Linked DNA regions of Homo sapiens: all the other regions are linked to region 2. Evidence: chromatin contacts called from ENCODE Hi-C or POLR2A ChIA-PET data. All regions are on one chromosome and are shown on one strand. Each heading gives the region's core, a stretch centred on a gene start or an enhancer-like site at or near the end of the contact. The rest is flanking DNA. Distances are from core to core; before and after follow the strand shown. Region 1 overlaps NFIA (nuclear factor I A). Region 2 overlaps PATJ (PATJ crumbs cell polarity complex component). Region 3 overlaps NFIA (nuclear factor I A).

Region 1 (3,952 bases), core at 1,346-3,845, 750 kb after region 2:
CACTGTATATTAGTTTTACAATATACAGTGTATATTGTGTATATTGTGTATACAATATACAGTGTATATTCTTTTTCCAAACACACTTTATTAATAATTACAAATCACAGGAAGTAACTGCACAACTTTCTACTAGGGTGTTTATTAAGTTACTGAAAAAGTTTAATTACAAAAACGTATAGTCCTAGATTTGAATGTAAACACACATACATGTAGCTGCTAAAAGAATATATTGAATATATTTTGGATATGCAATGTTGCCTCAAACTAATGTAGGAAGTTACCTAAAAATTAAAATAATTTTCATAATTAATTTGGCATAAAATTATAAACTGTAACAATCTAATGCGATTTATTTATAAAAATTATAATATTCTATATGCACTGAAAACCTTATCTGTATAATTACACTGTATTTAAAATACTAGCATTTCAAAAAAGAAATCATTCCCATTGCTCAAACAGCACTCTGTGCAGCCTGGATGTGCACGCACATGCACACGAAGCACACACACGCCCCTACACAGACACTCCTAATCTTACACCTGCTCTGAAGCAGTAGGAAGTGAATTCTCAATCTGTCAACATGACCATCTGGTCTATCTGCATATCACGGCTTTCTCTATTACTATATGAAGGAATGGCAATCACGAAGCCAAAATAAAACTAAAATGCACCTGAATGGGAGTAGCTCTCTTTTGGCTGAAATGGAATAATATGAGGTACAGCAGAACAAAACTAGCAAGAATCTAAATAATTTGAAATGAGCATTCATGTCAGCATAATTAAGTGAACAATATGGTACAGGTAATGTGGTAATCAGTAATACTGTTGAGTAGGTTTATAGGACAGGTATCAGGCTTCCGAGACACTGAAACAGCTCCTTCAGTGATTGAAAGGATCTTTGCTATTCCTGATGCAAGCAAAATTAAGTAAAGGTAATAATGGTAGCAGCATGGAAGCAATCAGTAACTACTGCACTAAAAGATTACCGTGCAAAAGTGTTCTCTTTCTACCTTAAAACTAACAAGTACTCATACTGCTGCCATTAGGACAACAGCAACTTGCTTTGTCACTGGCTAATTAACAATTAAAGCAATTACCTGACAAATTGTGGTCACTTATTAATCTTTCAAACTGAATTTTAAGACTGCTAAAAATACTTCTAATGTTAGAAAATTCCTCATCTGCAAAAAGTGAAGATGGCTCACTGTGATTTAGCTTTTAGGCCTAATGTCACTTGAAAATTAGCAAAGGCCTTAGTTGAATTAAACATAAATTAATTTGTTTAATTTTAGATTTTAAATGTCCCCACACAGCTGCCTCCAAGCTTTTATTCTACCCCATGGCAGGTAATAATATCAAATATAAATTGTGAAACTGTCATTCTATGGCCTAAAAATAGCAACCTGCCTCTATCCAAGAAATGAGTCCTTAAAAAGTATAACCTTTCACAAAATCTAACTAATTTGACTGAGAATCTTTCTAGAATCTGATTACATTACCAGAAGTTTATACAGAAGTGGTTAAAAAAAAAAAAACAACAACTCTCCAGAAACTTCTCGGTTGAGTGCCTACTAATGAACAAAGGTTAACTTTATCTAAAAGGTCAAATGCCTGGTGGCTAAGGTTATGACCTTAACAACTTAAATTGTGACCTTGCCACGTGCCGGGTATATTGTAGATTCTGATACAGATCATCTGGTAAAGACTGGTCATAAATTAGCTTTACTGTTACACACCCACAAAGAAAACCATTTGCCACAATACCATAGTATCCCCAAGTTGTCATATGATACATGGGAAGGACAACTCAAATTGAGACCAAATTAAGGGCATAAAATGGTTTTGTTCTTTTAACAAGATGAAATTCTCAGGCTTATGAAATCACTCCAATTTCATTACACTTGTTACTGCTTATCAGCCACAAAATTCACAGTTCTAATGCCACTGGATTTAGAGGGAAAAAACTGGAATGTAGTTTATGTATTATATTTTAGCATGTCAATAAGTCTTAGAATAAATCACCTCCGCTTTAAAAAAAAAAAGATTGATTCTGCATTTGCTTCTAGTATTCTCACGTATGTTCTGAGATTTCAACTTCCTACCAAAGAAAGGTGGACACATAAAGCAAGAATTATTACACACAAATTTCAGAAGGAAAAGAAGATCTAATTTCTATGACCATCTAGGGGGAAAAAAAGGCATTCTGGAAAGGAAAAAAATATAACAATTTAAAAGAAAGAGCGAGAAAAAACGCATTATAGGTGAAAAGGCCACAATGGTTTTGGCATGTATCTTGAAGCACGTTTCAGAGTCTCTGCCTCCTGCCAATACTGGCAAGTTCTCAAAACTTTTAAGGAGGTAAAAACATTGTTTAGTGTTTACAAATCTTCAGTATTATAACAGATGCTTGTCAAATCAGTTGTATGTAAGTTGACCGATCTACCTCATATTTGTATTGGCAGCTTCCCTTCCACAAATAACAGGTCTCTGAATCTCTTAAATCAAATTTGAAATATTTTCAGACAAAAGACCCTTAATATTTTCTTTTACAGTCTTCCTGTTGCGCGCACAGAGAAGCAGCCATTACTGCGGTCCCGTGAAAACCAATGGCCAAACATTTGGCTGGCATTCAGGCATAACAAGGGATTCTGGGATACATCAGGAAAACCAAACCGAAGAGTAGTCTGATCTATGCTGCTGTCAATAAATCTTTCATAAGCAATAAGGATGCTAACTCTCCTAAGTAACCTTCTAAATGTCATTTTACCAACATAACCCCTTCAGGCATTGCAACAACCAACAACTGTGTTAGTTCAAGGATTGGGAGCAATAGCACAGTAACAAACCAACGACGAAAAAGAAGGCACGTAATGAGAACAGCGAAAAGATTGCATTTCTTTAAATAACAGAGAAATGTTTAAGACGAAAACTTAGAATGGACACTGCTTACACCGACAAAAACTTCACAGGTATTTCATTTTGATGTTATCTTATATGGAAGCACACATCATGATCTGCATCACCTGTTGGCACTTTCAAGTTTCGATGTTGGTCATCTATTCGGGATAATTTATAGGTTATATTTTTCTAAATATCTAAAAGGTAAAAACAAGATTTTAAAGAGTGCTTCTTGAAAGCACCTGTAACACCTATACTTTTTTTGCGTTTTGCTGTGCTTAACATATGCAGACACATTTTTTAAAAATTTTAACTTTACTTTTTCAGTAAACAAAACAAATGAACAACAACAGGGTTAAGAGTGGGTTAAAAAAGGGCTACTTATTCCTGCTTAGAGGTCACTTGAGAGGTGCTGACTTTTCATTCTTGCTACCCAGAATTGGCTAAAGCAAAAGGCAATTCTTATAATTAAGTATACATTTTTGAAAACCCAAATATTTGAAACACTTACAGCTCACATCCTCTAAAATACTCATCTATCCCCTGCCAACAGAATGCAAATGATGATGTGACATGCTTGCAAAGCTAATTTCTCCAGTTTCTTATGTAAGGGCAGATGGATAACAAAAGTTCTCTTTCTAAAACATATATTGAGAAAAATAATAGAGAACAGGCTATCAGCTGGCTTCTTTAAAAACTCACTAACATTTTTAGAATTAAAAATGTTTTGAAGAAAAGTGCAGTGTTTTTACAGGTAACATCTCTCCTTTGTAAAAAAAAAAAAAAAAAAAGAAAAAAAAACGTTAAATATTTGAACCCCAAAACAACCTACTGGTAGGATTCCACAACCCTCTTTCTTCCATCTGGCTCAAGTAACTGCCATGAAGGTAATCTAGCAAGACCGATATGTACATATATAAAGTCAACAAGTTACACAAGACCTGAGCGTTCACATAGCACAATGAGCCTTTTGTCTAAAACAAGACGAAAGGAACAAAGTAAAAATGCATTATTTTATCCAGTCCTCAATAGTTTTATCCTGCATGCT
Region 2 (4,227 bases), core at 449-2,948:
CCCTTGAGCATTAATGTGAAACTGTATAATAACTTATAGTACATGCCTATCCTTTATATTTTAGATTCTGGAAATAATATGGTTACATACCTGACTTTATAGTGTTACCACTCTATATACTATTAATGTGTTAAAATTATATCAATACCTATCAAATGCTAAATCCTACATTCTGTAAACTGATTAGCTAAGATGAACATGAAGACAGTAGGCTTGCACAGGCTATTGAAAACTATATACTGATATTAGCATTTACTCAAATTCTCAAATCTCTTGGTAAAAATTAAAGTCCTAATGCCCTCCCCCCAACCCCACCACTTTAAGCTAAATTCTCTAATAAACAAAAGTAAAACAAGATTAAAATTTGTGGAAGAAGAAATAAATAAATAAAATTAAGTGGAAGAAATAGAAATAGAGTTTGGGGCACTAATATCATAGTCTGAATATAAACACTTTATGCCCACTTAGCTACAAAGGCCAATAAATTAATTACCGCCATATATAAAGTTGAAACAAAATTGATAGTTATATATTGCTATCACTTAATCTGTCCACATCATAGAAAACCATTAGCAAATTCATGAATTACACACCTGCTTACACTATCTTCCATGAGAATTATCGGAATAAAGAAATAACTCTACATAAGAAAGGATCCATTTTAAGTGGTCTAAATATATTTGAGTCTCACAAACTTAAATGCAAGCTATTTGGTAAATATGTACCAAAATTTAAAAGATACAGTATGCTCTTCTGATGAGTAATTCCACTTCTAGGAATTTATCACCTACCTATTACAAGATTTATTCCCACCTTTTAACAAAAGAGTATCACAAAAATATCCACTAAAGCCTTACTTAAAATGCCCACCAACTGGGTACAGGAGGCTGATGAAATAAATTATTGTACATCAACAATAAAAATACTATGTAGTCATTAAAAAGAGGTAGCTCTATAAGTACCAAAATGAAAGAGCATATAATTTTAAGAAAAAAAATACAGAGCCTTTAAAGTGTGTATGATATAATCCATTTATATGTCAAAGTTTTTTTAAAATTAAATAAGTACTATTACTTATATAACCATGTATATATAAAATGTTTCTGGAAGGATGGACAAGAAAAACCAAGGTTTTTTACCTGGAAGAAGTAAGGGATTATGGTCAGAGGTAGATTTACTTGTCACAGGATATCTTTATACACCTTTGAATTTTTCTGCCATATGTATGTATTACCTATTTTTAAAACATTTTCAATGTGCTCAGAAAGTCATTCTGTTGTGCATAGGGTAAGGAAAAAGACAACTTAAAGACATACATGAAATGTATACAATCCCGTCCTACAACTTTTATAAATCTTTTAAAAAGAGAATTCTAACAGAGTTAATAGGCAGTCAAAACTACACACTAGATTTTTTGCACAAATACTAAGGCATACTATATTCAAGACTCAGTAACACTGCAATATTTTATATTTTGGTTTTATAACCCATTTCCTCTTTTAAGAAAAATTAATAACTGTCAATTTTTATAGGGAGAAATATTTCCACTATTCTTTTTAATGAGTCGCCATTTGACTTTGGTTTCGAGCAAATTTTTAAAGCATTACTAACAGTATTTACATATGAATCACCTCCCAATGGCTATGTTATTATGATTTCTATTTTTATCTCTCTCAGACTTTGAGAGAGATAAAAATAGTGTTTCAAAAATATCAGCTTTGGCAAAAATTGAGTCACTCAAGAGGGGAGAGGAATGAGGAATAGGATGTAGGAGGGAGGAGAATTATTGGTTAATAAATTTTATCTTCTAAATCACTGAAATTCAAAAAGTACCAAGGATGGCAATATCATGGCTAATGTTCAAAAATTAGCTAATGTCAAACATTTCCAGTGAATTATAATCATGAGGGGTTATTCAAAGTTCAACATAAATCAAAACACCAGAAAATATCTACTTGCCATGTTTAATTTATAAGGTCAACTGAAGGTAAAATCCATACAGTTCTAATTTTTTTTCAAGCTTTTTGGTAGAAATTAAAAATTACAGACTCTTGGACTACCTAATCATTGTTTCATTATTGAACATTAACCCACAACAAATTACTTGCACTAGTTTAGGATTCTTAAATTTGCAATGATGGTCTTCTGAAGCAATAAAACTAGCTCTTACACAATGCATATGAGCACACTATATTAATTTTTAATACCTGCTAAACTTTCATATAAGCATGAAAAATGAGAATACTATCTAGTAGCTTAGTTTTTAAGATATGAAATTTTTCACAAGCTGAAAAAACAGAAAGGTCTTCTGTAATAAGTTTACTGTATGGATGCCCTATAATAAAATGCACATGGAAATAGCACTCACAAAGGAAAGAGCAGTATAGTATGATGGTTAAAGGCATAGACCTGGTGGAGGAGTCGGCGGCAGAAGAAAAAGAAAGAAAAAAAAAGACCTGGGGCCCAACTGCTTCAGTTCTACCATATACTACCTGTATGAATTGGACTAATTACTTAAGTTTTCTGTGCCTCAGTTTCTTCACTTCTAAAATGACAACAATAAGAGTATCTCTTTCATATGGTTCATGTGAGGAATACATAGCCTAATACATGTAAAGCAATTAGAACATTACCTGGCACTCAGTAAACATTCAGTAAATGTTACCTAACATTGTTATTAATACTAGTGGGAGTATCAGTAATCTTCCACGGAGACCATAGTCTAAGGAATAAAGACATTACACATAAATACTAGGGAAAGAAGACAGAGATAACTAAGGTATAATATAAAAACCTCACCTACAAACTGGCAAGAAATTACAGTATAAAAACTTATAACCAAGTTTCTGAAGAGTTTTGTTGCTTAGAAACAGAGTACTCAGTCGGCCGGGCGCAGTGGCTCACGCCTGTAATCCCAGCACTTTGGGAGGCCAAGGCAGGTGGATCACGAGGTCAGGAGATCGAGACCATCCTGGCTAACACGGTGAAACCCCGTCTCTACTAAAAATACAAAAAAAAAAAAAAAAAAAAAATTAGCCAGGCGTGGTAGCAGGTGCCTGTAGTCCCAGCTACTCAGGAGGCTGAGGCAGGAGAATGGCGTGAACCCGGGAGGTGGAGCTTGCAGTGAGCTGAGATCGCGCCACTGCACTCCAGCCTGGGCGACTGAGCAAGACTCCATCTCAAAAAAAAAAAAGAAACAGAGTACTCAGTCAAGCCATCATATTCATGCTCTTGACAAATTACACGCATTGTTTGCCATGACACAATCCTATAAGGCATGACAATGGAGATCAGTGAATCTCCTAATACGGCACACATACAGAGTGGGATTTTAACTAGCCACTACATGAAGTGGCTAGGCGTATTTGAGACTAACAAATATTCTACCTCTGTTCAAATAATAGCCAACAAAGCTACTACCACTGTACCCTAAGAGCTAATAAAGAAACTTATAACCTAATCACATTTATTGTCTTCCCTGTTGCTTTCTCTTTTGTCTTTGACCCAATCTAATTTAAAATGTCTTTAATGAAATGAATTTTCACACTTTGTACTTTGGCCATATGACTCAGTTGTAGAACTGTGTATCAGACTCAGCTGATCATTTCACGTATAAAGGCATACCTCTTTTCTCTGCTCAGTTACACAACTTTCATCAATATTCTGAGTCACTGACCGGTCCAGAGAGCTACCCTATTGTTCTATAGACTAATTCAAGCTCCTTTATCTGCTCACTCATCTTTCCCTTTTTTTTTTTTTTTTTTAAGACAGAGTCTCACTCTGTCTCCCAGGCTGGAGTGCAGTGGCGCAATCTCAGCTCACCGTAACCTCCGCCTCCCAGGCTCAAAGGATTCTACTGCCTCAGCCTCCTGAGTAGCTAGGATTACAGGCATGCACCACCACGCCTGGCTAATTTTTGTATTTTTTAGTACAGACAGGGTGTCACCATGTTGGCCAGGCTGGTCTCAAACTTCTGGCCTCAAGCAATCTGCCCACTTTGGCTTCCCAAAGTGCTGGGATTACAGGTGTGAGCCACTGCGCCTGGTCTCTTTTCCTAAAGTTCAGTTCAATTTATATAAAACGCAAACTTCTGGCCAATAATCCACAATTGGGTAATTCACATATGGCTCATCAAGAATTGGCTGCATTTTAGAATACAATTTTAAGATTAAATTTAGACTTCACTAAACAAAGGCATCTACTTATTAATTTTTGTAATCTAACTAG
Region 3 (4,330 bases), core at 1,566-4,065, 660 kb after region 2:
ACCCTATAAGGTAGGTGCATACTTTTACAGTTGACATTTTACAAATAAAGCAACAAGGGCTAACAGGGTGAAACTGGCTCTTTACTGAATCCTTCCAGGGCTTCCATGTATTATGAAAGCAAAAGTACAGCACCACTGGGATGCCAAAGTGACTAAGCAGGGATAGCACAGATGTCCTAAGAGTGAAAATGTACGAGATCCCAGCACTGACATTTAATAGTTATATGACCTTGGGCATGCCACATAACCTCTCTTTGGCTCACTTTCCTTCTCTGTAAAATCAAGGTGATAACAGTACTGTTTCATAAGGTTGCTGTAAGGATTAAATGAGAGAATATATGTAAAACAGACTCTGGTGCATTAGTAAAAGAAGTACATAGGTATCCGTTGCTATTATTTTATTATTATCTCTAGGGGACATATTTTTACCTAAAAAGAAACTTAATCTGTCTCAAATGCTACTTCCTATAAGGCATCTTTGCTGTCTACTTAACAGAGGCAATTGCTCCCTCTTTTATAATTCTTTAATATTCTGTTCACATAATGTGAGAGGTCTTGGCACAATGTATGGTAGGTAACTTACCTATTTACATACATGTCTCTTCCACTGACTGAACGATTTAATGGACAGAAGCGTTTCTCATCACAGTTGCACGCCCATTGCCTAGTACTGAGCCGCCACACTGCCATTAATTAATAGCAGTGGCAGCAAAAATAACAGTAAGTTAATACTTGTGTGACCAGAATTTTACAACATATCACATTTAATCTTCACAATAATCCTATGATGTAGAAAGTGTTTTTACATCTCACTTTTACAGAGGTTCTGAGTGGCTGAACCACCTGCGGCAGTTCATACAACTAGTCAATGGCAGAGCCAAGACTCAAGCACAGGCAGACGGATGGCTCACAGCTCTGTCTTCTCCCAACCAGTGTGCTCCACCGACTCTCAATGGAGCACTGAAAACATTCGTTTAACAATGTATTTTATAATACAATTCTTATGAGTATAGGTAATAAAATGTAGGATTGAGTAAAATTTAAGGTAAATGAAATATTTTGGAGTATTCTAACTTGCCCAACATTTTATTCCCAATGTGATTAGGAAAAGTGCAAAAGGTAGAAAAGAAGGTAGTAAACGTAGTTTGCATCCTTGTGGGACTGACATCATAGTGCAAAAGATAAATAAATAAAATGAGTAATCAAATAAATTAACAAGAGCATTTCAGACTGTTATTAGTATTATGGAAAATATAAACAGGAAGGACAATTTTAGACAGAACACTCTTTTACAGGGCTATTATTCGAACTGAAAGAACTGAAAGGTAAGAATAAGCCAGCCACAAAAGGAGCTGGGAAAAATGCATTCTAAGCAGACAAGTAGCAAATGGGATGGCAGGTTCTGAAAACTGAAAGGAAACCAGTATGGCTGGAGCATCTAAGGAGTCACGGTTAAAAAAAAAAAAAAAAAAAAAGTGGGGTTAGAAAGGTAGATACAGAAGCCAGACAGATCATGCAGTGTCTTTGCAGGCCAATGCAACAAGTTTGGATTTTATTCTAGATGCATAAGAAAACATTGGAGGTTCTTACGCAGAAGAGTGATATAAACTAACTAACTTCTTTGAAATACCACTCTGGCTATGGTGTGAAGGAACAAGAATGGAAAAAGAGGGAATACTCAGGATTACCCAAGTAGTCTGGGTAAGGATGATGGTGGCTTCAACTGGAGATATTCCCCTTTTTTTCCTTTTGATTGACAAATTTCCACATAAAAACTAGAAATGCATTTTATACTTATTCCAGTTGTTTATTCAAATTCAATTTCTTTAGGGCTCAGAAGACTACTACCTATCTTCTTTAACGTCTTCATTATACATATGTGGAAACAGGTATAGTGGGCTTACATAACTTGCTAATGTCACAAGAGTAATTAACAGGAAGATTTGACTCACTTAACACATGTCAGGGTGCAAAGATAAAGCATGTAAGTTTAAAAAGTTTTCTGTTACCCCCCAAAAGCCTGCCAAATTTTCATATTTGGAATTTGCAGCTATCCTTAGACATTAAAACCTTTTAAAAGTGTTTAAATCTCACATTAGTTCTCATATTAACGTTAAGCAGTCCAGCATTCTGCTCAGACACAGAGATGGAACTTTCAGGGTTAAAAGAATGTAAGTCAAGTCAGAGAACTGTGTGTTATGTCTGGGAAAAGTTCATAGAAGTAACTTTAAACTCCTCTGTTTTCTTTCAGTTCCTTCCTTCGTGTTCATGTGCAAATTATACCTTACTCTCCAGGTTGCATTTTACCATTTTCCTCTCGTTTCTCTAAGAAAGCTCCCCAAAGTGACAATGCTTTTTTAAAAGGGGCCAGTATGAAGTTCCTCTGAGTTCCTGCTCTCTTGGAGCACGGCTCCTATCACACAATAATGTGTTATTTTGTTGAATTTTGGCATCCTTCTAGCTTGTTTGGTCAGAAGCCAAAAAATTAGAGTGTGTCGGTCCACCAGTTTCTCAGCAGAGAAGCTCTCTTCTCACCCAGCGAGTGTGCTGTACCCTTGGCCTCTGGCCAAGAAGGGAAATCCATTTTACATAAAGAATGCACAAAGCTCAAGTGCTCAGAGACTTTTTACCTACTAAAATAACTTTATGGACAAATGCCAGTCTGCTAGACACATTCAGCAAGAACATTTGGCATGCAAAACAAGGTAAAGTACTCTGTGGAGGTAGCAAGTTTTTTAGAAACAAGGAAATGGCTGTGCGTGCCCTCGTGGCATGTCACGTGGCTTGGCACTGCCGGCTGATTGGCTGCGGCCGAGTAAATACAGCCGCCATGTAAGGAGCGGAACGTCGCCCTTCACTGGCTCCTTAAAATGGCGGCCTGAACCCACACCAGGAGAAGCAAGCCGAGTCCCATTCTCAGTTTCCCCTCTGAAGTTTTTTGTTTTTTGTTTTGTTTTGTTTTTTTGGGTTTTTTTTTTTTTTTTTGGTTTTTTTTCCCCCCCCCATAAACCTTACGGATCTGAGTAGAAACAGATTTCTCACAACTTGCTTCTCCGGCTCAATTTCACAGTTCGGCATACACTCAGGCACTGTCAAAAGCTTGACAATGTTCCAGGGAAAATATTAACCGTAAACTTTCCAAGAGGAATTAAAGGAGCAGGCAGAAATGTCAGGACGTCCTCTCTTTTGAAAGCACATCCCAAGTTTGCGCACGTGTACGTTTTGGAGAGAAGCACATGCAGCAAGCTCAAATGACATCCAGTATGGTCCCACTTTACCATGTCACGGTGGAAAGGGAAGGGGAAAAAAAGGACATATCCTCTTTGGCTAAAAGGCACGGAGGTCTCTCCCTCTCCCTCTCAGGCCTGACCAGTTGAACACTGCACACTCTGATGTATAAATATTTGCCTCTGGCTAAAGTTCAAGCAGCCCTGTGTGGCTGCCAGACACAACAGAAAACCAACATCCAAGGGAAAGTGTTTACTGCAGTGGGGGCCAAAGGAGCAAGTGCCAGCAAAAGATCACATCTGATTGGCCAGGCATGTCTGTGGTGTTACCATAAAGCACCTGGCCACTGGCCACTGGTCGCTGGGGTGTTCCCACCCTTTTAGTGATGGTTATGTTCTTTAATGCACAGCCTTGCCACAGTTAACGCAAGACGAAAAGACATCCTGATGGTTTATCGGTGTTCCTCCAGAGCAAGGGGCTTGAATGAGCCAAACCACCCTGCCACCACTACTGCAAAACAAGCATTTGCTCCTTGAAACTACCTAGATAAGACCTGTGACCTTTCTGCATGGCTCCCACCTTCTGACGTGCACGCCTCCTACAAACCTCCCAATTCCCATCCCTAGGTATTCTATAATTCTGTAGTCCATAATTCTATAATTTAAGCATCTCTGAAATTCCTGCAGTAAAAGAAATTAAAAGAAACCTCTGATAGGTGGCTGCAACAAAATATTTTAAAGTAATGGATCCTCCCAAGTCTCCCTCCAAGAACCAAAATATACACTGTGCCATTTTACCAGTACTATAGTACTGAAACAGGTAGAAATAAGAGAAGCTGCCCATCAAAAGATTACGATCTCTAATTAGGATAAAGGAAGTAAATGAAAACAGGTCTTGAAAAAAATCTTTTTGGAAAACTTGCAAGTATAGTTAATGCTAAGCATGTAGCTGTCAGGGCAAAGCCTTTTCATGGTTTTCAATATTCGGGGAAAAGGTTGACTACAATCATAAGTAATAATATTTTTAAATCACTGTCATTCATATAACATTTCTATCTTCATAAACAATAATTAAACTTTTCCCTAATGCTGCAAATGAAATG

What was found. Hi-C counts contacts between places; a loop is a spot of excess contacts on that map. ChIA-PET counts read pairs that join two places held with the same protein, here RNA polymerase II (POLR2A). Pooled maps may share reads with other maps.
Region 1: a pooled map shows a loop between it and region 2 (2.9-fold over the local background). The contact joins two enhancer-like sites. A Hi-C loop is called at or near these places in 2 of 168 maps with a recorded cell type or tissue (K562 and endothelial cell of umbilical vein) and 5 of 50 pooled maps. POLR2A ChIA-PET finds 5 or more read pairs at or near these places in 3 of 52 experiments (AG04450, CD8-positive, alpha-beta memory T cell and naive thymus-derived CD8-positive, alpha-beta T cell).
Region 3: a loop to region 2 is called in a map of chondrocyte, with 2.5 times the contacts of the local background. The contact joins two enhancer-like sites. A Hi-C loop is called at or near these places in 1 of 168 maps with a recorded cell type or tissue (chondrocyte) and 3 of 50 pooled maps. POLR2A ChIA-PET finds 5 or more read pairs at or near these places in 1 of 52 experiments (activated CD4-positive, alpha-beta T cell).

Annotation. Positions count from the first base shown.
Region 1 is chr1:61,089,439-61,093,390 of GRCh38, reverse strand. All of the region lies in intron 2 of NFIA (nuclear factor I A), which reads right to left. Among named protein-coding and RNA genes, the nearest start is that of NFIA, 8.9 kb to the right of the region's middle. Within about 2 kb of position 2,595, at least 3 of the 41 ENCODE cell types and tissues checked have a DNase peak (open chromatin) inside an H3K27ac peak, as active enhancers do.
Region 2 is chr1:61,837,327-61,841,553 of GRCh38, reverse strand. The region is part of intron 17 of PATJ (PATJ crumbs cell polarity complex component); the gene reads right to left. Among named protein-coding and RNA genes, the nearest start is that of MIR12132, 6.6 kb to the left of the region's middle. Within about 2 kb of position 1,698, at least 3 of the 41 ENCODE cell types and tissues checked have a DNase peak (open chromatin) inside an H3K27ac peak, as active enhancers do.
Region 3 is chr1:61,182,781-61,187,110 of GRCh38, reverse strand. The region is part of intron 2 of NFIA (nuclear factor I A); the gene reads right to left. Among named protein-coding and RNA genes, the nearest start is that of NFIA-AS1, 69 kb to the left of the region's middle. Within about 2 kb of position 2,815, at least 29 of the 41 ENCODE cell types and tissues checked have a DNase peak (open chromatin) inside an H3K27ac peak, as active enhancers do.